3 separate regions of the Homo sapiens genome follow, and regions 1 and 2 are each linked to region 3. The links are chromatin loops, found by intact Hi-C in ENCODE. Cell type or tissue: ascending aorta. All regions are shown on one strand. Each heading gives the region's core, and the rest is flanking DNA. Links, peaks and the distances in the headings are about the cores only.

The links. A loop is a pair of places that touch in the nucleus more often than their neighbours do. Peaks named below come from ENCODE experiments on the same cell type or tissue, not always from the same donor. Only the 100,000 strongest peaks of a DNase experiment are listed, where the experiment ranks them.
Region 1: a loop joins it to region 3, with 5 times the contacts of the local background. A loop is called at or near these places in 5 of 110 quality-filtered maps.
Region 2: it touches region 3 in a loop (8-fold over the local background); 7 of 110 quality-filtered maps call a loop at or near these places.

Annotation. Positions count from the first base shown.
Region 1 is chr21:41,608,254-41,614,765 of GRCh38, reverse strand. No RefSeq gene overlaps it. Among named protein-coding and RNA genes, the nearest start is that of PCSEAT, 31 kb to the right of the region's middle. RefSeq lists enhancers at 1,498-2,161, 4,003-4,297. In ascending aorta, for the core only: CTCF peaks have their summits at 1,941 (motif pointing left) and 4,215 (motif pointing left); DNase peaks (open chromatin) are centred at 505, 1,635, 2,295 and 4,205; H3K27ac peaks cover 3,572 bases.
Region 2 is chr21:42,092,428-42,098,939 of GRCh38, reverse strand. UMODL1 (uromodulin like 1) reads right to left here. Exons shown (of 23, transcript NM_001004416.3): 7 at 1-14. Among named protein-coding and RNA genes, the nearest start is that of UMODL1-AS1, 13 kb to the left of the region's middle. RefSeq lists an enhancer at 5,058-5,563. In ascending aorta, for the core only: no CTCF peak of the experiment used is centred there; DNase peaks (open chromatin) are centred at 879 and 4,679; H3K4me3 peaks cover 348 bases; H3K27ac peaks cover 5,000 bases.
Region 3 is chr21:41,954,655-41,962,712 of GRCh38, reverse strand. No RefSeq gene overlaps it. Among named protein-coding and RNA genes, the nearest start is that of C2CD2, 4.7 kb to the right of the region's middle. RefSeq lists enhancers at 2,870-3,837, 6,514-6,593. In ascending aorta, for the core only: a CTCF peak has its summit at 4,398 (motif pointing right); DNase peaks (open chromatin) are centred at 3,332 and 4,402; H3K27ac peaks cover 3,114 bases.

The DNA.
Region 1 (6,512 bases), core at 1-5,000, 350 kb after region 3:
TCCACCGTCACCCACACACGCAGGGCCTGAGGGCTGTTGGAATGCACCTGTTCATAGGCACATGCATTTATTTAACGGCTCTGTGCTAAAGTGTAGATGAGGAGAAGGAGTTTGTGCCAGGGTGTATCAGCTTCCTGCAAACGACCACAAACTCAGCAGCATGAACAGCATATTTAATGCATTGCTGGAGGTCGGGAGTCTGTGACGGGTCTCACTGGGCTAAGACCTAGGGCCGGCTCCTCCTGGAGGATCCAGGGCAGAATCTGTTCCTCGCCTTTCTCAGCTTCCAGGGGCTGTCCTCATTTCTAGGCCCATGGGCCCTTCCTCCCTCTTCAAAGCCAATGACGTTGGATCAGGTCCTCACTGCCACACTTCTGGCTGCTAGTTCCCTTTTAAGAACACTGTGAGGACTCTGGGCCTGCGGGATCCCCCAGGATCTCCTCCTTAGGTTAAGGGTGGTGTTCACCAATCCAGTTCCACCTGCAACCCCAACTCCCCTCTGCATGTGATATGATGCACTCACGGCGAATAGGGCTAGGGTGGAGGCATCTTGGTGGAATGGTGGGGTCTTCACTCTGCCTGCCACACAGGAAACAGGTGGCATCCAGGACATTCCAAGCCCCCACGCTTCCTAGAATAAGACCCAAACTCTACCCAGGGCCATGATGGCACTGCAAGGTTACAGGCCCGATGGCCCCTCTGCCCCAACCTGGGTCCCTGGGGGACTGGAAGGAGCCGAGCTCTTCCCCACTCAGGTCTCCTTTCCGCTGTCCTCTGTGGGGGCTCTGCTGCTCCTCCTCCGGTTTCAGGCCTCGCTCCTCCCACTGTCCCTCTCAGGTGTGCTCCCCGCTGGGGCTTCTCCCGTGGCCTCTGCTCCGTTGCAGTTCCCATCGCCTGGTTTACTGCCCCCTTTCCTGGATTATGTGCTCCCTCCCAGAGGCATCAACCACACCTGCCTGTCTCTCACCATGCTGTGCCAAGCACAGACGTCAGCCTGACCAGCACGGAACAGGCCACCAGACCGTAAAATCCATGGCAACAATCACACCACGCATTTCAATGGCCCATTCGAAATTTCCCCAGTGTAATCAGGCCATCTTGGCATGCGTCTGGCGGCAGAGACCAGGGAGGTTTGCAGCCGACACTCTCCACATATCAAGCTGAAGTGCCCGTGTCTCGGCGCAGGCTCTGTCGTCCGCCCGTCACACCGTGGCTTATCTTTTCGTGTGTCTTCTGGGTTGAGTTCATCAGTGCAGAGGCTAAGACTGGTCTGGTCTCCATGGAGTATCTAACCCTGTGCCTGGTCATAGCAGGGATTCAATAAGGCACGTGTGCGGAATGGATGAATGAGCGGATGAATGAACAGAAGGAGCGAGCTGATTTACAAAGAGTGGTAGGGAGGGGCCAGGGGAGCTTCCATTCTCTGAACTCATGGAAATGCATGAAATTGCCCGGAGCATCCACAGCCAGAAGCTGAAACTGCAACCTCTTCCCATGAGATCTGCGTTTCCTGGGGCCTGTGGCCATCCTGGCCTCCCGTTCACGCACGCTGTAGGAGAGGCAGCCAGGCAGAGCGAGTCCCAGCCCGGTTGCCTGGGCTTGTTCCCAGGCCTAAGGAGCCAGCTTCCCACACTGTGCTCCAGGATCCCATCAGCTGCCGCAGCATCAAAGCCAGGTCCAGCCCCTGCAGCTAAAGTTGCTGGAGGCAGACACACATTCCTGGGTGTTTTGGCAGTAAGACTTCCCGGCAGAGGGCAGGGAAGGAATCTGGGAGGTGCCGCCTTTCTTATGAGGACACATTCTGAACCAAACTACACAGAAGCTGTCCCCCAGGCTGAGGCCCAGCCCTGGTTGGATGGCAGGGGCTGTGGGCACTGTCGGGGTCGGTGGGGCGGGGGGGTGCCCTGTGATGGACTGTGGAGCCACACTGCCCCCTGCCGTTAGTTCTGAGTGACGCTGTTCATTCTTCCCACCCAAATATTCTCCCAAATGTCCGCAGCCCTAGAGAGCTCGACCTCCAATCCTTGCTTTGCTCACACTCAGCCCCTTCAGCACTTCAGGAAGGCAGGGATTTGAACAACTGAACTCAAGGCATTTGGCAGGGGCCAGTTTTGCTAAGAAAAGAAAAGAAAATGCCTCTTTTATTGTTGCAATGCCCCAGACAAAGGCAGAGAACAGTTCATGTCACCCTCAGGAATACCTAAGGATACTGAGCACATGTCTAAATGGGATGAGAGGTGGGCGTCGGGAGTTCTACCGCCTGCCCCCTTTATTCCCTGAGAAGGGGCGTTGCCTTGTCTTCAGGATCTGTGTTTCTGGATGTCCACAGCAGACTGCATGACCTCCTTCTTAGGCAGATGTGGCAGGTGTGGCTACACCAGTCAAGACGGGGGAGAGAGCTCCCTCCTCTGGAAGCTTCAGTTCTGAGCCCAGGTGTTTGTCCTGCACTCAGGATATGCTGGTTTCTAGCAAACAGGAATCACAGAGAGACACTTACCTTCCGGTTGATGTGAGCGGTCATGAGTGCATGTCGGTGCATCTTCACAATGCAGAGAACCAGACCAGTCCACGCATAATATGTGGTGGCAGAGCCCCCACTGCCATGCATAACATGTATGTGGTGGAGCCCCAGCTGCCATGTGTAACTGATGTGATGGAGCCCCAGCTGCTGGGCTGCACCTCACAGTCTTGAGGAACTGGCACTTGTTGCCAAAGCTGGAGAGAAGGTGCCATGCCCAGGGCCTCCATCTTGCCTGTGGCCATTGCACCTTCCGCCTTACACTGAGACTCCCAACCCCCTTTGCACAGGACGCAGAGTGCCTCCAGATGTGATTGAAAAATTAAGGTGATATAAAACACAGTGCAATAAAACACACCGTCGTATACACTTAAGGCACAAGTGGAATCCTGAGGCAGAAGGACACCCATTGAGCACCCTCGAGAGGTCGCTCCTTGGGCTTCAACACCAGCACAGGAGGCTGTTCAGAAGGGGAAGCCCAGAAGGAAAGAAAGGGATGAAGCTGCTGTATCTGAGAGAATGGCATCTAAAAGGTGAGTGAGAATTCTGAGTCTTCTCTTTTTAAACAACTCTCTGGATGTGGTGTGGGCTTCAGTGGTTGCACCTGTTTGCTCAGGAGTATGTTCTGTATGGGAGGTGGAGGCTGTCTGCAGTGGTCAGCTGAGCCTTGGCTACCCACAAACGCTGCAAGGGCGGATTCCCTGGGAGAGGAGGGAAGACATTGTCTTGTAAGTCATGCTTTTGTAATACTCACTAAACAAAGATAATTAGACAAATATAAACAAAAGTAAACAGACAGGCCTCGGAGAAGTTTCTGAGATGTCCCAGCAGACATCCATCCTGGCAAAGCTAACAGGGACTGTCCAGCTCTCACGACCTGGAATTACACTTAAGACCTTTCTTCTTGAGGTGGCTCACCTACAACAACTTACTTTTGTATAATTTATAATTTATTGCATGCACCTTAATTCCCTCCTTAACTCATGAACCCCATTCTCATTTTTTCTCTTTGCTCCTGGCTTACTGCCCCCATCCTGTTATCTCTCCTTTTTTACTTTCTTTTCTTTTTCTTTCTTTTTTTCTTTTTGAGACGGAGTTTCGCTCTTGTTGCCCAGGCTGCAGTGCAATGGCGCGATCTCGGCTCACCGCAACCTCCCCCTCCCGGGTTCAAGTGATTCTTCAGCCTCAGCCTCCCAAGTAGCTGGGATTACAGGCGCACACCAGCACACTCAGCCAATTTTTTTGTATGTTTAATAGAGACCAGGTTTACTTTGTTGGCCAGACTGGTCTCGAACTCCTGACCTCCTGATCCAGCCGCCTCGGCCTCCCAAAGTGCTGGGATTAAAGGCGTGAGCCACCGCGCCCGGCCTCCTTTTTTACTTTCTAATGACCCTTTATATTGCACAAGACTGTTAACATCCTCCCATGAGGAGTTCTCAGCGCATTCCTGTAATTTGGACCATGAAACAGGGAATCAATCCTTTTTAGAAAGCAGAGGATTTAAATCACCTGAAGTCCTTGTGTTCCTTCTACCATTGACAATCGCCTCTAAGAAAGTAACAATCAAACTCCCCAAGCACCCCCCAGACTTTCTCAATACACAACTGTGGCGGTTGGTCTGGACCTTCTATCTGCTAGGGGACCGAGGACCTAGGGGACTGGACACGTAGACGTGTACCACACTGTCCCCTGCTGGCTGAAAGTGCTATGTCTCCCCTTTCTGCTCTCACTGCCCTGCTTCCTAGCAGCCGGCGTTGGCTGGACAGGGCTGTACACCTAAATCTTTAACAGCTCAAGAAAATGTCTTACTCCATAAAAGAAGGTTAGATTGCAATCGCAAGAGGCTCTTCAACTTATTCCCAGGTCTTTAGGGCAGTAAGTGCGATTGCACAGGCAATAAGCAGAGCTTGTTCTAGCATATGAAACACCTGACAAACTGCCTCCTATCGGCAGGCATTTGGGGACCCGTTACTACACCCTCCATGCTGCACGAGGCCAGACAGGGGCCTCAACAGCCTGAAGACAGTCCTTCTCCTTCAATGGCTCGACAGCCTTCCGCCCACCAAGTGCAGCACACAGATCTGCTTCTACCAGTTGCAGGAGACTGGAAGATTAACGAGATTTGTTCCCCAACGGTCGTCAACCCAAAGCTTTTGTGGGCCATGAATGCTGTCGTGTCCTGCGTGAAACTCTTATCCTGTTAGACCCTGCCCAGTGTACTGCATCTGATATGGACCACACCTGTTTCACATGCTGTATCTGAGTGGAGAGAGAAGAGGAATGGGAATTTTGTTTCTTGCCTGCCCCCTCCCTTCCAGGCCATCTTAACTGGAGACACATTAATTAACTGCCTCTCTTAGAGTGGCCCCATTCTAGGCCTGGTACCCAAATGTGAACACCATGAAGAAGCCTCTTTGGGAACGTGCACCTTAAGTCTTCCAGGCCGGGCAAGGTGAAATCTTTCTTCTGTGTGGGGTCCTTGAAGGGTGCCAAGGTGAGTCCCCTCCTTCCTACCTTGTCAAGCCTGTTAGGAAACCTGAACCCAGGCAACAGCACTGCCTGACAAAAACATGTTGGGGCCACAGACAGCAGCTACGGCGGCAGTGCTGCACTTCCTAGGAGCCACCTTTAAAAAAAGTAAAAAGAGGCCAGGTGCGGTGTCTCACACCTATAATCCCAGCACTTTGGGAGGCCGAGGCCGGTGGATCATTTGAGGTCAGGAGTTCGAGATCAGCCTGGCCAACATGGTGAAATCCAGTCTTGCCTAAAAATACAAAAATTAGCTGGGCGTGGTGGTGCGCGCCTGTAATACCAGCTACTTGGGAGGCAGAGGTGGGAAAATCATTTGAACCTGGGAGGTAGAGGTTGTTGCAGTGAGCTGAGATTGCACCACTGCACTCCAGCCTGAGAGACAGAGTGAGACTCCATCTAAAAAAAAAAGTAAAAAGAAACGAGTAAAATTAACTTGAATGATGTATTTTATTTAACCGTATATATCCAAAATATCATGATCTCAACATGTAACAATATAGAAACTATTAATGAGACATTTGACGGCCTTTGTTCTGCACTAAGCCTTTAGAAGCCAGTGTGCACCTCACACCGAAGGCACATTTCCATCAGACCAGCCACGTCTCACATACAAGGTGCCACAAGAGGCTCGTGGCCCAGGATCTGGCAGCACAGCCATGCTCTGGGCCTGGCTGGGCCACGTTCTCTCTTCCTGACCTAGAAAGACAACCACTCCACCAAGGAATAACAGGTGCCCAGAAAAATAGTTCTGGATAGAAACGGCCATGAAATTTACCATCATATCCTTCTCCCCATATTTAAATCCTATACCATTGCATGAAGCTCACCTTTGTGCTGAAAAAAGGAATAAATGACTTTAACTCAGATCTTCCAGATATTCATCCCAGTGTTCCTTTTTTTCCCAGTATATTACAGTGTGGACCAGCATCGAGAGACCAGAGTTCTAGAACCCACGGTGGGACTTAGAGTGAGTTGCTTCTGCCTGGCTGGTTTCAACATCAGTCATTGAGCATGTTGGACTAGCTCAGTGATATGGTTTGGATCTGTGTCCTGCCCAAATCTCATGTTGAATTGTAATCCCAGTGTTGGAGGTGGGGCCTGGTGGGAGGTGATTGGATCGAGAGGGTGGTTTCCCATGAAAGGGTTAGCAACATCCCCAAGTGCTGCTCTCGTGACAGAGTTCTCCTGAGATCTGGTTGTTTAAAAGGGTGTGGCACCTGCCCCTGCTCTCTCTTTCTCCTTCCCTGTCATGTGACGTACAGGGTCCCCTTTGCCTTCTGCCATGATTGTCAGTTTCCTGAGGCCTCCGCAGAAGCTGAGCAGAGGCTGCCATGCTTCCCGTACAGCCTGTGGAACCGTGAGCCCATGAAACCTCTTTTCTTTATAAACTATCCAGTCTCAGGTATTTCTTTATAGCAGTGCGAGCACGGACGGACACGCTCGGTTCTCCCTAGATACGCTC
Region 2 (6,512 bases), core at 1-5,000, 140 kb before region 3:
GACTGGAGGACAATCTACGAAAGCACAGACAGAGAAGATGAGCAAAGGGTCAGTGAGGGCGGCTTTCTCTTCTGAAGCAGGTAACAGAGCCTCATCTCAACTTGGTTCTCACTGATTTATTGATCAAGTTGACCCATCCAGAACAGCACTGGCTATTTTTTGTTTTTTGTTTTGAGACAGAGTCTCACTCTGTCACCCAGGCTGGAGTGCAGTGGTGCGATCTCGGCTCACTGCAACCTCTGCCTCCCGGGTTCAAGCAATTCTCTGCCTCAGCCTCCCGAGTAGCTGGGATTACAGGCACTCGCCACCACGCCCGGCTAATTTTTTGCATTTTTAGTAGAGACGGGGTTTCACCATGTTGGCCAGGATGGTCTTGAACTCCTGACCTCGTGATCCACCCACCTCAGCCTCCCAAAGTGCTGGGATTACAGGTGTGCGCCACCGCACCTGACCCACTCACTGTTTTTTTTTCCAATAATAAATGCAACCCATTCATTCAAAACAGAGGTATCAATCTTCTCTCTCTCTAGGCTTCTGAGTAATTTTGGAAGGTAGCTCAGGATTGCATTAGGTGATGGGGATATTTGAGATGAAATGGAGAAGCAAGAGGTCTGAAGTTGAAATCCCAGCCTCTCTATCACTGAGCCAAGTTAGAGGGTGGGAGTCATCCAAGTGTGCCTCTGTCTACACAGTGAACAGCATTGAGTCGTGGGGCTCTCTGGGATCCGGAATCGGTGGTTACTAGAAAGTCAGAACAGTCTCTCTGGGGACCCGTATACAGTCATCGTACAGAAAACATTTGTAGCAATGGCCACGACAGTGTAAGGTTTCTGTGCCACATCTACAAATACTGCCTTGCCAGCCTCTCCTGAGGCCCTGGGCTGCTCTGATTCATGACAAGCACTTGATCATTTGCACGAGAACTTCTGCACTGGGCTGACTCATCACTCCATAAACAATGGCCTCATCAGGAAGCCGGACTCAGAAATCAGGCTGAGCTTCCTTTATTGCCCTTTTTATGCTTTCCTATTGAAATCCATGCCTCAGAGAGCAAAGCTCTGATGTACCAACCTATATATATTCTAGTGCTCAAATAGCATCGAAGCTCTTTTTTGGTTAAAAACATTCTGGCTGTACAGCAAGTGTCTGGGCAGTAAGAATTATATAAAAAGTAGACGGCCCCCAGTCTACGCACCAAAATTTTCACATCAGAATTTAAGCTCTATAAAAATAAGCAACAAAGAACTTTTAAAAATATATTTTGCAAAACCATGGTAAAGAAAATAATAATTTTATAATGTGTGGCTTCCCAAAGCCTTTTCTGTAAGGACTGGTAGGATATATGCTTTCTAGTATCATGAAAAGAATTCTGCTTTTAGACATATGTGCCTGCTTTCTCTCAATAACAAAAACAAAAACAAAAAAAACCCAACACTGTCCAACTCATTTCCCTTTGCGCCTTGGCTGCTGAGAGGCTCAGAATCCAATTTAGTGCCCAGTCACCACCACGCGACATAGCCCTGCTGTCTCCTCCTTCCAACCTGAGACTGAGCTGCCTCCTTTGAATCTTGGTCCCTGTGTAGGTGAGCTCCCTCACTGAGAACCTGCCACTCCACCTCCCAGCAGATGAGCATCTGTTACTGGAATCTGGACAGGCTTCACTCAGACAGGATCAGTGACATCCATCCAAATTCTGATGTGTCCTAATAACACTTCTAGGATGTGGGGTAGAATGTAGTTTTTTAAAAGACACATCTATACTTTTTACAGGATTGTCCAGTGATTTTCGGCATACTGGTCAGGGAAACAGACATGGATTCATTCTTTATGATATTTTCTTTAGTGGCAAGAAAAGCAGAAATGCTTCAACTGAGGGTGGCCCAAAGCTTGGGACCTGAGATTGTGGGTGGCACCCCCGTCTCCAGGGTCACCAGAACCCTGGAATCAAAAAGACCCCCCACTCACTGCCTGGCCTTCTAACAACCACCCGGCTTCTTAAAGTCTGTTCCTTGGGAACATATGTCTCACTGAAAAAGGAAGGGCGGGCTACAATTTCTTTTCCAAAAAGTCTGCTAAAAGCACTGACTGTTCTATTTTTGTACAGTCAGGACACAGCCCCAAGCATTTTTTTAATCCACGTTGGTGGAGGATGGTGTGACAGCAAAACGCCCTGCAAACAGGAAAGTGGGGCGGCCACGAGCAGGCGCAGCAGCTATAACAGCAGCCCCCCAGCCCACACCCAGGGCTCCAACCTTGCCTCCTTGTTGCCATTCAGATATCAAACTTGACGCAGAGCGAGAGAGCACATGGGTGGGACAACAGATGGCCCACCCAGATTACAGGCCATTTAAAAACGCATTCTATAAGGAGTGCTTCTGAACGGAGCAGAGTTAAAATTAAAAGGGCACCCGTACTTATTTGAAAAGAACGCAGAGGAATGGTGTTTGGAAAGAAGTCTCACAGGGTACGGGGCTGGCAATGCATGCTTTACCTCTTTTAATAAGTATATTTACTCTTTAAATTAAGATGCCAGGGGGTTTTTGGATCACTGGATGGGGGACCTGCAAACCTGGCATTTCAAATGCTGTGAAGCCCTCCGAGGCATCTGCAGAAGCTGCCGTCAGTGACTTTTGCAACTAAGAGAGATTGCAAGCATTTGGGGTAAAAGAATCTCATCTAATCCAAAGAAATGCATTATCCCTGAGGACAATGTTCCCATCCAATATCTGTGTGGCCCTTTCTCCAGTGTGTTACCTTGAAGCATTTGGAATTGTCCATATTTGACCATGTTTGACCAATAAGGGCACCAATTTCTTATGGCTCAATTTTTTTTAATTGAGCTTCTACTATGCACCCAGCATCACCATAAACACTGAGGGAACAATGATGAGTTAAGGTCCACAGTGTCCAAGCTAACGCAGCATGCATTATAGCAGCGGTAGGAACTTGCAGGGAGCTATAAATTAACTCCCTGGTGTGAGCCCCCTGCAGTACTCCCTCCCATGACATCCATGTCACAAACCAGCCAAGCTATCAGCGACATGGTTACAGGTAATGTTTCCTGGGTACTGTGTGCACCAGCCATGTTATCCTATTTAGTCCTTACAGCAATCCCAGGTAATAAGTTCTTCTAGGATCCCCATTTTACAGAGGACAAAACTGAGGCCTAGAAAGGTCAAGTAGGTAGTAAATGGCAAAGCTGAACAATAGGAAATAGCAAAGTTCACTTGCCTTACTACTAAGCTTTCCTATCACCAGTAGCAGGCTGAATAATGAGCTTCAAAGATATCAAGTCCTAATCCCTGCAACCTACGACTGTGACCTTATTTGGAAAAGGAATCTTTGCAGATGTGATTCAGTGAAGTATCTTCAGATGGAAAGATAATCCTGGATTTCCCAGGTACACCCTAAATGCAATCACAAGTGTCCTTATAAAAGAGAATCGGGGGGATTTATACACAGACACACACACACACACAAAGGAGAAGGCGGTATGAAGCTGGAATAGAGAAAAAACAAAGATGTTGACCTTGAAGATGGAGTAGGGCTGGGCGTGGTGGCTCACATCTGTAATCCCAGAACTTTGGGAGGCCAAAGTGGGCGGATGGCTTGAGCCCAGGAGTTTGAAACCAGCCTGGGCAATATAGCAAGACCCTATCTTTACAAAAAACACAAACATTAGCCAGACGTAGTGATGTGTGCCTATAGTCCCAGCTACTTGGGGGGCTGAGCTAGGAGGATTAATTGAACCCAGGAGGTGGAGGCTGCAGTGAGCCGAGACTGTGCCACTGTACTTCAGCCTGAGTGACAGAGCAAGACCCTGTCTCAAAAAAAAAAAAAAAAAAAAAAACAGCAGAAGAAAACAAAGGAGTGATGCAGCCACAAGCCAAGGAATGCCGGCAGCCACCAGAGGGCAGAGAGGCAAGGAATGGATTCTCCCAGAGCCTCCTGGGAGCACAGCCCTGCTGGCAACCTGATTTAGGCCCAGTGGTAACTATTTCAAATTTCTGGTCCTCAGAACTGTGAGAGGATACATTTCTCTTGTTTGAAGCCACCCAGTTCATGGGCCTTTGTTAGGGAAACCCGGGAAACTTACATATCTACGAAATTTCACGGCAGCTGTTCCCGTGGCTGGACAGCACAGCTTGGAGAGTTTTCTTTGTGTTGTAAAACCAACCAACCAACTTCTAACGTGCTAAGGCCAATCTCTCTTTTGTTGGACAGACCTTGGGGTATTTTAAAACTGGAAATCTTCCTTCTACCCCCGACTCCTCTCTTCCAGGGTAGGCCCCTATAACTTGGTTTTTGGTTTTTCATTAGCCAGGACACCCTCCTTTGGTTACCCTTAAATGGGGACCCTTTTCAGTGTCCCCCTTAAATGTGGCCCTAGAAAATGATGCTCTTGACTCTGGGTTTGTATGACCCAAGGCCACGGCAATGCGGATAATCTAAACTTCAGGCCCCAGAGCCCTTGCTCCACAGCCCTCCCCAACCACAGCTAGGAACACAAGTTCAGAACTTTGCCTCTATCTGGGTAAAGCACCCTGGGTTCTCCACGTCTGACAGTCTGGCCCTTGTTTCTTCCCGGGCAGCCGTGACTCATCTCTGGTTCAGCAGGGAAGGTGCCGGGGATGCTGTTTCCCTTAGCAATATGCAATTGGAATTCACTCTAAACTGCTGATCTGGAAACACTGGATTAGTGTGTCCTGCCCTATTAGAAGTGAAGCTGGGGCCGCGCAGCCTCCCCTCTTTGTGTTTGGCGGTCGCTCGAGCGGCCCTGTATCCTGACGCAATCTGGCAGTTCACTGTGCCAAGCAACACGGCAGAGTGTGACTGCCAACAAACCTAACCGTAAATAGAATCTAATATTTTTCCGGATGACTGACCAGGGTAAAAATAACTATTTGGAAAATACCTGTTTTCCAACCTTCTGTGCTCACGAAAGGGACAGGATTCTCACCCTGGAAGCCACAGAGCAGGAATCTATAGACAGTTCTCTGCAGAGCTTAGTGGGGTGCCGTGGGATGTGGACGTGGCGCGAAGTTCTAAGTGGATCTCAAGGCCACGTGCTGCGGGGTACAGGAGTGTTCTCAGTGTTTTGCTGGCAGAGCTGGGCTGGAAATTTTTAATACCTGGAGACCCCGGGGATGACCACTGTGAAAACCTCTCTTTCCGTGATTGATCCAGGAAACGTTTGTGGAGTGCCTGCTCTTTGCGGGGCACCAGGGATTCATCTGCCAGTGGGTGGAGGGCAAGTCCGCTCTCCCCACACAGCCTCATTCTGATAGGAGGGGAACGTTCCTGGTGATGGGGGGAAGATCTGACCCTGGAGCCCGCCACATCCACAGCTGGCTCTGGGAACTGGTCCACTCCCCCAACCCCTCGCCCACAGGACAACGAGAAGAGCCAATCAGAACCTTAGGCTGAACACGGGGTCTCCTGCCTGCAATCCCAGCGCTTTGTGAGGCCAAGGAGGAAGGATCTCTTGAGGCTGGGAGCTTGAGAACAGCCTGGGCTACTCAGTGAGACCTCGTCTCTACAAAAAAATTTAAAAATGAGCCAGCTGTGGTGGCGCATGGCTGTGGTGGTGCATGCCTGTGGTCCCAGCTACTCCAGAGGCTGAGATTGGAGCCTGGGAGCTGGAGGCTGCAGTGACCGGCGATCACGCCACTGCACTCCAGCCTGGGTGACAGAGTAAGACCCTGTCTCTATAAAAAACAAACAATAAAATTAATTAAATAAATAAATAAACCAGAACCTTAGACTCCTTTTCCTAGTTGGGTTCTAGAACGCCAAATAAAATAATTCAACTCTTCTGGAGCTCTACCCAACTCTTGGTCCTAAGCACTCATGAAGGTTGGAAAGGGCATGGCGGTTTTCCTGAGTGCACTGGGACAAAAGGCAGCCCCCGAGGGCGGGGGAGAGCCCATCACACTCTCAGGCAGGTCCCCGCCAGAGGGCTCCTAGGGAAGACAGCCTTGGGACACAGCTGGTTCATGTGCGTCTTCAGAGGACCAGCCTTGGGATCTTATGCAAGAAAATCACCTTCGTCCCCCTCAATTTCCTCTTCTGAAAAAAAAAATGAGCTTAAGGAGAGTAGTTGCCTCTTGGGGTTAGTCTAAGAATTTAAACGAAGCAATACCCACAGAGTGCTCAGAGCAGAGCCCAGAGCGCGTGAAGTGCGGGCAACTGCCAGCTGTGGTGTTATTGTGAACAAAGGGATGGTCCTCAATGTTGAGTCCCTTTTAAGGAAAAAGAACATGCAAATTAAATGATTAACGAATTCAAATTGGATATAAAGAGATTCCCTGTAACCCCTGTCACAAGGTTACAGTTCCAGACTCTTGAAAGCAACAGAAGTGCTCCCGTGAGGGGAAAGAATATTATATGATTGCTTTAGAAAGCCACTAGTTTTCAACCACCAATAATTATCATGGTGAAAACCAGGCTTCTTCTTGGAAACTTTATACACATTATAGGAACTGAAGAAAGCAGCTTATAAAATTACACAT
Region 3 (8,058 bases), core at 1,296-6,295:
CTTACCTCCAGTGTGATGGTATTAGGAGATGGAGCCTCTGGGAAGTGACACTGAGGTCATAGGGTTGAGCCCCCGTGAATAGGATTAGTGCCCTTGCAAAAGAGACCCCAGAGAGCTCCCTCCCTCTCTTCGCACCATGTGAAGAAACAACCAGAAGGCGGCAGTCAGCAACCCGTCACCAGAACCTGACCCTTCTGGCACCCTGATCTCAGACTTCCAGCCTGGTGAAAAATAAATGTTGTTTACAAGCCACCCGGGATGTTATTTTGTTCTAGTGGCCTGAACTAAGACACCTTCTTTTTTTAGGAATGTTTGCATGGATTTATGAGGTTGTGCAGCTTCCCTGACTTCACCTTTTAATCCTGGAACATTCTTTCTCCAGTTCCCTTTTGAAGGGCACTGTTCAATGTGTGGGGCTAGCGTCCAGCGGCTCAGCAACAGCCTGTGTTCTGGCCTACAGTTTTCTTTTTCTGTGATTTTCCTTTCTACAGACCCCCTGCTTCTCAGTGACAGAAGGCCACCAAGCCTGCCCTGCTTCAGAACACCAGGGACCCAGCGGGCTTAACCTGGCCACCCTTTTCCTGTTTTTTTTTTTTTTTTCGGGGAGAGACTTGAGACTCCTTTTAAAATCAAGCCCAGCCATGCCTTTTGAAGGCTGCTTTTGTGAGTCTATGCAGCGCCCTGAGATGGGGACAGTCCCCACCCCTTTGCTGGACACAGAGGTACCTGGTTCAAACAACAGTTGTGAGGATCATGAGGACAGCCACGCCTCACCCACCTGCGAGGGAGGCCGTGATGCGCTTCACAGACTGAAAGAGAAGGGCTTGTGAGGCTGTTTTCTCTCCCACTGGGACCCACCAGTGCCCCTCTCCCTGTCACCTGGGGCTTCTACTAGGTCGGTGCAAATGTAATTGTGGTTTTTGCCATAATACTAACAAAAGGAGAGCCCGGAGGAGGAGCTGGGGCTGCTTCCTTCCTGAGAGTCTCTGGCTTCCTCTTCGTTGCCCCTTTAGCCGACTGGACAGGAGAACAAGCTGGGGAAGGGGCTGGACTGGCAGGCAGCATGGATGCCCCGATAGTGGTGACCGCCCACTCTGCAGGGTCCATCCCTCCCTCGGGCCCCATGAGCTGGAGCTGGCAGAGCTTCTGGAAGGTGACTCCGCGGGGAAATGACACACTAAGAGAATATACACAATGACTTCACGTACTATAGTTCAGTCCCAGCTCCCTGCTCTGAGTAGCTAGAGGAGATGATGATCCATCGAAATCGGGGGAAATGACGCATTGCAATAAATCTGTGTCAATGAGCTGCTCTTCTCTAATTCCATGGGGGTGTCGTATAGACTCGCTGCTTGGTGCAACATGGGAGATCACGCAGCAAACACCTGGAGTCCAGGTCTAGCTCCGCCTCTTAACCCTAACCCCAACCACGTTGTTGTTGCCCCTGGCAAGTTGCTCAGCGTCTCTAAGCTTCCACCCCTCATTCCCACGATGGGGGTGATAATTCCTGCCTCTTACTTGTTATAGGATTTCTTACAAAGTACTAGGCAAACAGAAGCATGAGTATTTCCTGGAGCAGGAAAATTATTCCCTTCGTCTTTATTGCACTATTTGGGGTAACCACTGGAATATATAATAATTATTTGTAATTAGTACTTAGTTATGTGTAGATAAATGCATGCTCCTGGATTGTTTTTAAAAGCCCTTTAATGGGATTTCCTTTAACTCTTAAAGAGACTAAATATCCCTCCAGATATTTAGTTGGTTCTACTCACTGTGCTCAATAAAAACAATAGTAGAAAGGAAAACTGTAGCCCAGAAGACAGGCAAAGCACTAATTACAAGAAATGTGCCTTGTCCTGCAGGGAATAAGGGCAGCTTTCCTGTGTCCTGTGTTGGGTAAGGGGAGACCCCTCTGACTTGCGGGGCTTGGCTCTTTTCTAGTGGAGCCGCCTATAGATCAAGTGTTATTCCAGAGTCAGTGCTGGGAACGGCCATATCACTGGAGCTGCAGAAGCAGATCCCGCAGGTTCTGAGAAGCTAGGAGCAACTCTAGTCCTGCAGCCTAGGGGCTGTCCCCAGCGAGCAAGGCGAGCAAGGCCCCGCTGTGGCCACCCCTAGCTGGAGGCTGTGCATGGCATTCATTGAGAGTCTCAGCATGGGGAGGGGTCATCTCATTCCAGCGAAGTCATCTCTCTCTTCCTCCGTGCACCCTCTCTCCAGACTCCTGCTGCCACCTGACACATCCTTACAAACTCAACTTCTACATGATGAACACATCTTTTTTTATTTTTTTCAAGACAAGGTCTTTGCTCTGTTGCCCAGGCTGGAGTGCAGTGGTGCAAACATGGTTTACTGCAGCCTCAACCTCTTGGGCTCAAATGATCCTCCTGCCTCAGCCTCCTATGTAGCTGGGACCGCAGGCATAAGCCACCACGCCTGGCTAATTTTTATTTTTATTTTTTTAATAGAGAAGGAGTCTCACTTTGTTACCCAGGCTGGTCTTGAATGCCTGAGCTCAAGCTATCCTCCTGCCTCGGCCTCCTTCCAAAGTGCTGGGATTACAGGGGCCCGGCCCAGGAACACATCATGAGGTCAATTCCTCTAGGTCAATTCCTGCAACAGTGTGATTTTGGTTATCAGTGCATAGGTGTGGGACCAGCATTCTTTGGAGTTGGAGAAAATAGACAATTTATGCAACGGCCTCCTTGGAAATATATTTAAAAATTGGGGGCGGAGGCCGGGCACGGTGGCTCACACCTGTAATGCCAGCACCTTGGGAGGCCGAGGTGAGCAGACCACAAGGTCAGGAGATCGAGACCATCCTGGCCAACATGGTGAAACCCCATCTCTACTAAAATACAAAAAATTAGCTGGGCGTGGTGGGGGGTGCCTGTAGTTGCAGCTACTCAGGAGGCTGAGGCAGGGGAATCGCTTGAACTTGGGAGGTGGAGATTGCAGTGAGCCGAGATTGCACCACTGCATTCTGGCCTGGCGACAGAGTGAGACTCCGTCTCAAGAAAAAAAAAAAAATGGGGGATGGAGGATCACTTGAGCCCAGGAGTTCAAGACCAGCCTGGGCAACACAGTGAGACCCCGCCTCTACAAAAAAAGAATCGAAGTTAAATATTTTCATTCATAAAATTGGTCCCAGCCTTGGGTACAGGCAAAAATGTCAAGTCACCTTGCTCCTGGGCATTCCCAAGGGAGGCTTAACCAAGCCACCTGGCAGAGGCAGGGCAGCCATCTGGGCCACATTCCTTCGTCTGCCCGGCATGGGCACAGACTCGCAGGATGCATCATCGGGGTTGCCCGGGGCAGACTCTTGGCAGGCCTGGCTGGCCTGCAGCAGGCTGGCAGGCCCTGCCTCTGACGCTGCCCGGCCGCCTCCCAGCATCATGGCGTGACTCAGGGTCCCTGAGGAGCCGCCACCAGGGTGGGATTTGAAGGAGCAGCGTATCTGCTGTTCACTGTTAGGGTGGGTGGTGGACACCCTGGGAGGCTCTCCTAGGTGGGCGCCTGTGCAGAGACACTGATCACGGCAAATGCTAGGGCTGGATTCATCTCTCGTCTTTCCCAGAAAGGACTTGGGACTTCACAGAAGCTCCGGGAGTGAACTTCCCCTCTGGGTTTGAGAGGCCATGTCTCCTGGACTTCAGAACACAAAAGACAATTCTTCAGGCAGATCTTTGCACATGAATGTTAGCAATGGGGCCTCTATTTCCAGCTTTTAACATTTTTCTCTTTTTGGAGAATTTGTTTGCCTTGACCTTTATGAAAGGAGATGGAGAGAACACGGCCCCTGGGGTCAAACCCTGCCTCAGCCACTTTCTTGCTGGGTGGCCTTGGATAGTTACTGAGCTTCTCTGAACTCAGTTTCCTTATTTTTAAAATGGGGCGATGCTCTCGTTTGCGTGTTGCTGTGAAAATGAAGCGAGTCCATGAAGTTGAGTACCCAGGTGGTATCTGATGGTGGGAAATGCTCGGTACACACAGCCATGACTTTCTGAACGCCCGTAAGGTGACTTAGGGTGCCTGGTGCATCTGTGGGGACCCGGGAGGGAGCAAGAGGGTGGCAGGGGCTCAGCCGATGGCACTACCATTTCCATCAGTCGGTCCTGGGAGGGACGGCAGACGTGCAGTCTGGTCTTCACTCTCAGAGACTGTTCACGCGGCATCTGAGGCTCACCTGGGGAGTTAGTGCAGTTACTCAGCATTGCTGCTTTCCTCCTGGGGAAGGCATCATGAACAGCATCTCCATAAGTCATGCAAATGATTACTAGAAGAACTCACGGCCCCTCTTCGGGGGGAAAGCCCTGTCTGGCGCCGGGCCAGGCTCTGGCCACGGGTGACCTTTGGTTGGGTCCGCCGGCTCCGGTATTGACCCTGTGAGCAGTACAGGAAATAGACTCGAAGCACATTCCAGCCTCCAGGTGGTGGAAATGACTAAGCCAGTGAGATGGAGCCAAGGAGATTGGGTCAAATGTCTCCACAGCCTCTCTGGTCTCCAGAAATCTCGCTTCCCACAGCAGCTGCCGAGGGCACTGAGCCAAGTGCTAAAAGCATTTTGCTAAGAGGGAATTCTCGAAACGTCTGCCCCCAAGTGCTGCTGGGGGGAAGCTGTGTATTTCCACTTGCTAGAGGTCCCTGGTAGGGCCTGTGAAGTGACCATCACAGCTCCCCGGGGCCCCCAAGGTGCTGGTCTCACAATATTGGGGCACAACTTGATAATTCAAGCAATACTAATAATGTGAACTGCTTCAGGGTGAAGGGGAAACTTTTCACTCAGAGACAAACTATAAACATTTTGGACGCTCTTCTTTTCCCTGCTTCTAGAAATTTAAGAATGACATTGAAAACTTAACAAAAGTCCCACATTTTTCTAAAAGAATTTTTTAAAACCCAAAAGTATAACAAAGTATAACTGTTTATAGACGTGCGATACATGACATACATGACACTAGACATATCTATTAATTTCTAAAAATGTCACAGCATCCCAGAACCTCCTGGGCTTGGGAGAGGAAGACGTTCAAAGACTTACAGCTTTGAGGCAGGGATGAGGCACTGCACCCAAGACTGGGTGACTCAGCAGAGATCATCCAACAGACAATTCTCATCTCCACCACCAGCATTTAGAAATGTTTTAAAGTGAAAAATAGAACAGTGGCTCTTGACTGTGGCCTCAAACCCAGCTACTGTAAAGCATTATGAAGAATTTAGACACTTGGCTTCCTCCTTCCCGCCTGGAGGCCTGCCATGCTAGCGAAGGCAGCCCTGGTTCAAGGTTTCTGGTGGACCCAGCAGATGGATGGGAAGCGGGCTTAGCTTGACCTAAACAGCTGGGAGCTGGGAGCTCAAGGTGAGCATGCAGGAGGGGCCACAGCCACAGTGCTTTCCCTTTATGAGCAGCTAAAAATAGCAAACAACCACTGCAGAGTGACAGAGACCCATTTGAAGGTTTTGGTGGAGACAGAAGCCCTCCCCGGGCAGAGCTGCAGTCTCACTCCTTGGGTGGAAGGGAGATGTGGTGGAGAGAGAGGTGCCGGGAGCAGGAAATGTCACTGGGGGTGAGGCAGAATCCTGTGCTCTGGGAGAACCCAGCCCTCCAGTGTCTTCTGCAGTGGGAGAAGGGGACTGGGAGTTGGTGGATGTGTAGGGCTGGGAGCTTGTGTAAAGGGAGCCTGCTCTTTTTCATAGATTTATAAGATGTTTCTGTTCCGATTTCGTGTTTTGGCCAACTGCATTGTCCTGCAAGCCTGCATCATTCCTTATTTTCCCTCGATTTGCTTCTACACGTAAGTAATCCAATATCTACATGTTGACATTATCTTTGAAAACACTTAACGGGGCTAGGCACAGTGGCTCACACCTGTAATCCCAGCACTTTGGGAGGCTGAGGTGGGCAGATCACCTGAGGTCAGGAGTTCAAGACCAGCCTAGCCAACATGGTGAAACCCCGTCTCCACTAAAAATACAAAAATTAGCTGGCGTGGTGGCAGGCGCCTGTAGTCCCAGTTACTCGGGAGGCTGAGGCAGGAGAATTGCTTGAACCTGGAAGGCGGAGGTTGCAGTGAGCCGAGATTGTGCCACTGCACTCCAGTCTAGGTGACAAAGTGAGACTCTGCCTCAAAATACAGAAAGAAATTAAAGAAAGAAAGAAAAGAAAATTTGTCACATGGAAGTGTGACAAATCCCAAACTAGGGGTGCTGGTTAGTTTACAGTTTGTTACAAGCCTCTAAATAAGTAAGTGGGATGGGCCAGCACACCTGAGACCTGAAGGAATGAGACGGGTTCCACCGGTCACACAGGACAGGCTCTCGTCACTGCCCACACAGCCGCAGGCGGCCTGTGTGCACACATGGCACGGGGAACACTGGGCCCTCGGATTCCTCACCCCGGTTATTCTGGCAAGGGGACCAGCAGGACTCGAATTATCTGACTGCATAGGTCTAGCTACAGGTCAGAACATAATTAGACTTTTCTGCCAAATAAGAAGGGATTTCTTTTGTTTCTGCCTAAAATAACACAGAATAGAAGAAAAGAAGAGCAGTTCCCCCCACCCTTAAGAGGCTGCGGCAGACTGGAGCGCTCGTGTGTAACACATGGGTCACTTGCAGGATGCTGATGGTCTCATTCTTAATTTTTTTTTTTTTTTTTGAGACGGAGTCTCGCTCTGTCGCCCAGGCTGGAGTGCAGTGGCGCGATCTCGGCTCACTGCAAGCTCCGCCTCCCGGGTTCACTCCATTTTCCTGCCTCAGCCTCCCGAGTAGCTGGGACTATAGGCGACCGCCATCACGCCCGGCTGAGTTTTGTGTGTGTGTGTGTTTTTAATAGAGACGGGGTTTCACCATGTTAGCCAGGATGGATAGTCTCATTCTTATTTCCACTTTCTGATAACAGACCTGGCTCGCAAGGGTCCATCCCCAGCTCACCTGGGCAATCCCCGTCTAATTTCACCTCCCTGACAGCGTCCTATCCTGTTCCCCACAAAGGCTCTCCGTCCAGCTGCTGTGCCATTCCTTCCTCTTTCCTGAAGAAAATCCGGGCCCACGGATTCAGGGCCAGAATCCCCTCTGATGGACCATCCACTGGCCCCGCAGCAGACTCCTGGCTAGGGAAGAGAAGGCCAAATGCTCAGTCTATCTAATTCCTTTCAAGGTCAAGTCCCCTTAATACAGCTGCAGAAAATAACAGGGGAATCACTTTTTTATGGTTTAGGCCTGTTTTAGGCCCCGGAGAATCTCAGGCTAGTATGTTTCTATGGCACTCCCTAAGGACCGCGTCCACTCTGCAAGAGGAGGGCACAGGGGCATGTCCCACACACCACACCACACACACACACACCATACCACATGCACCACACTGACACACCACCCACACACCACGCCACATGCACCGCACTCACACATTACACATACACACACTCCACATCCATGTACCACACATACACACACCACCGTGTTCACCACACACACAAACCACACCACATGCAACGCACTTACACAATACATATACACACAGCACCACACCACACCCATGTGCCACACACACACGCTCACATCACCCTGTGCACCACACACACACGCACCACACTGACACACCACATACATACACCACACCACATCACACATACACACCACACACACCACATGCACCACACACACACACCACATGCTGTGCACTTACACATCACACGTACACACACCCATGCACCACACCGACACCACACACGCACCACACCACATGCACCACGCTTACACATCACACACACACACCACACACACACACCACACACACTGCACTTATACATCACACATACACACCCATGCACCACCATACACACTCGCACCATCCTGTGCACCACACACCACACACATACACCACATGCTGTGCACTTACACATCACACGTACACACACCCATGCACCACACCGACACACCACACACGCACCACACCACATGCACCACGCTTACACATCACACACACCACATGCACCACACTGGCACGCAACACACATACCACACCACATGCACCACGCTTACACACACACCACA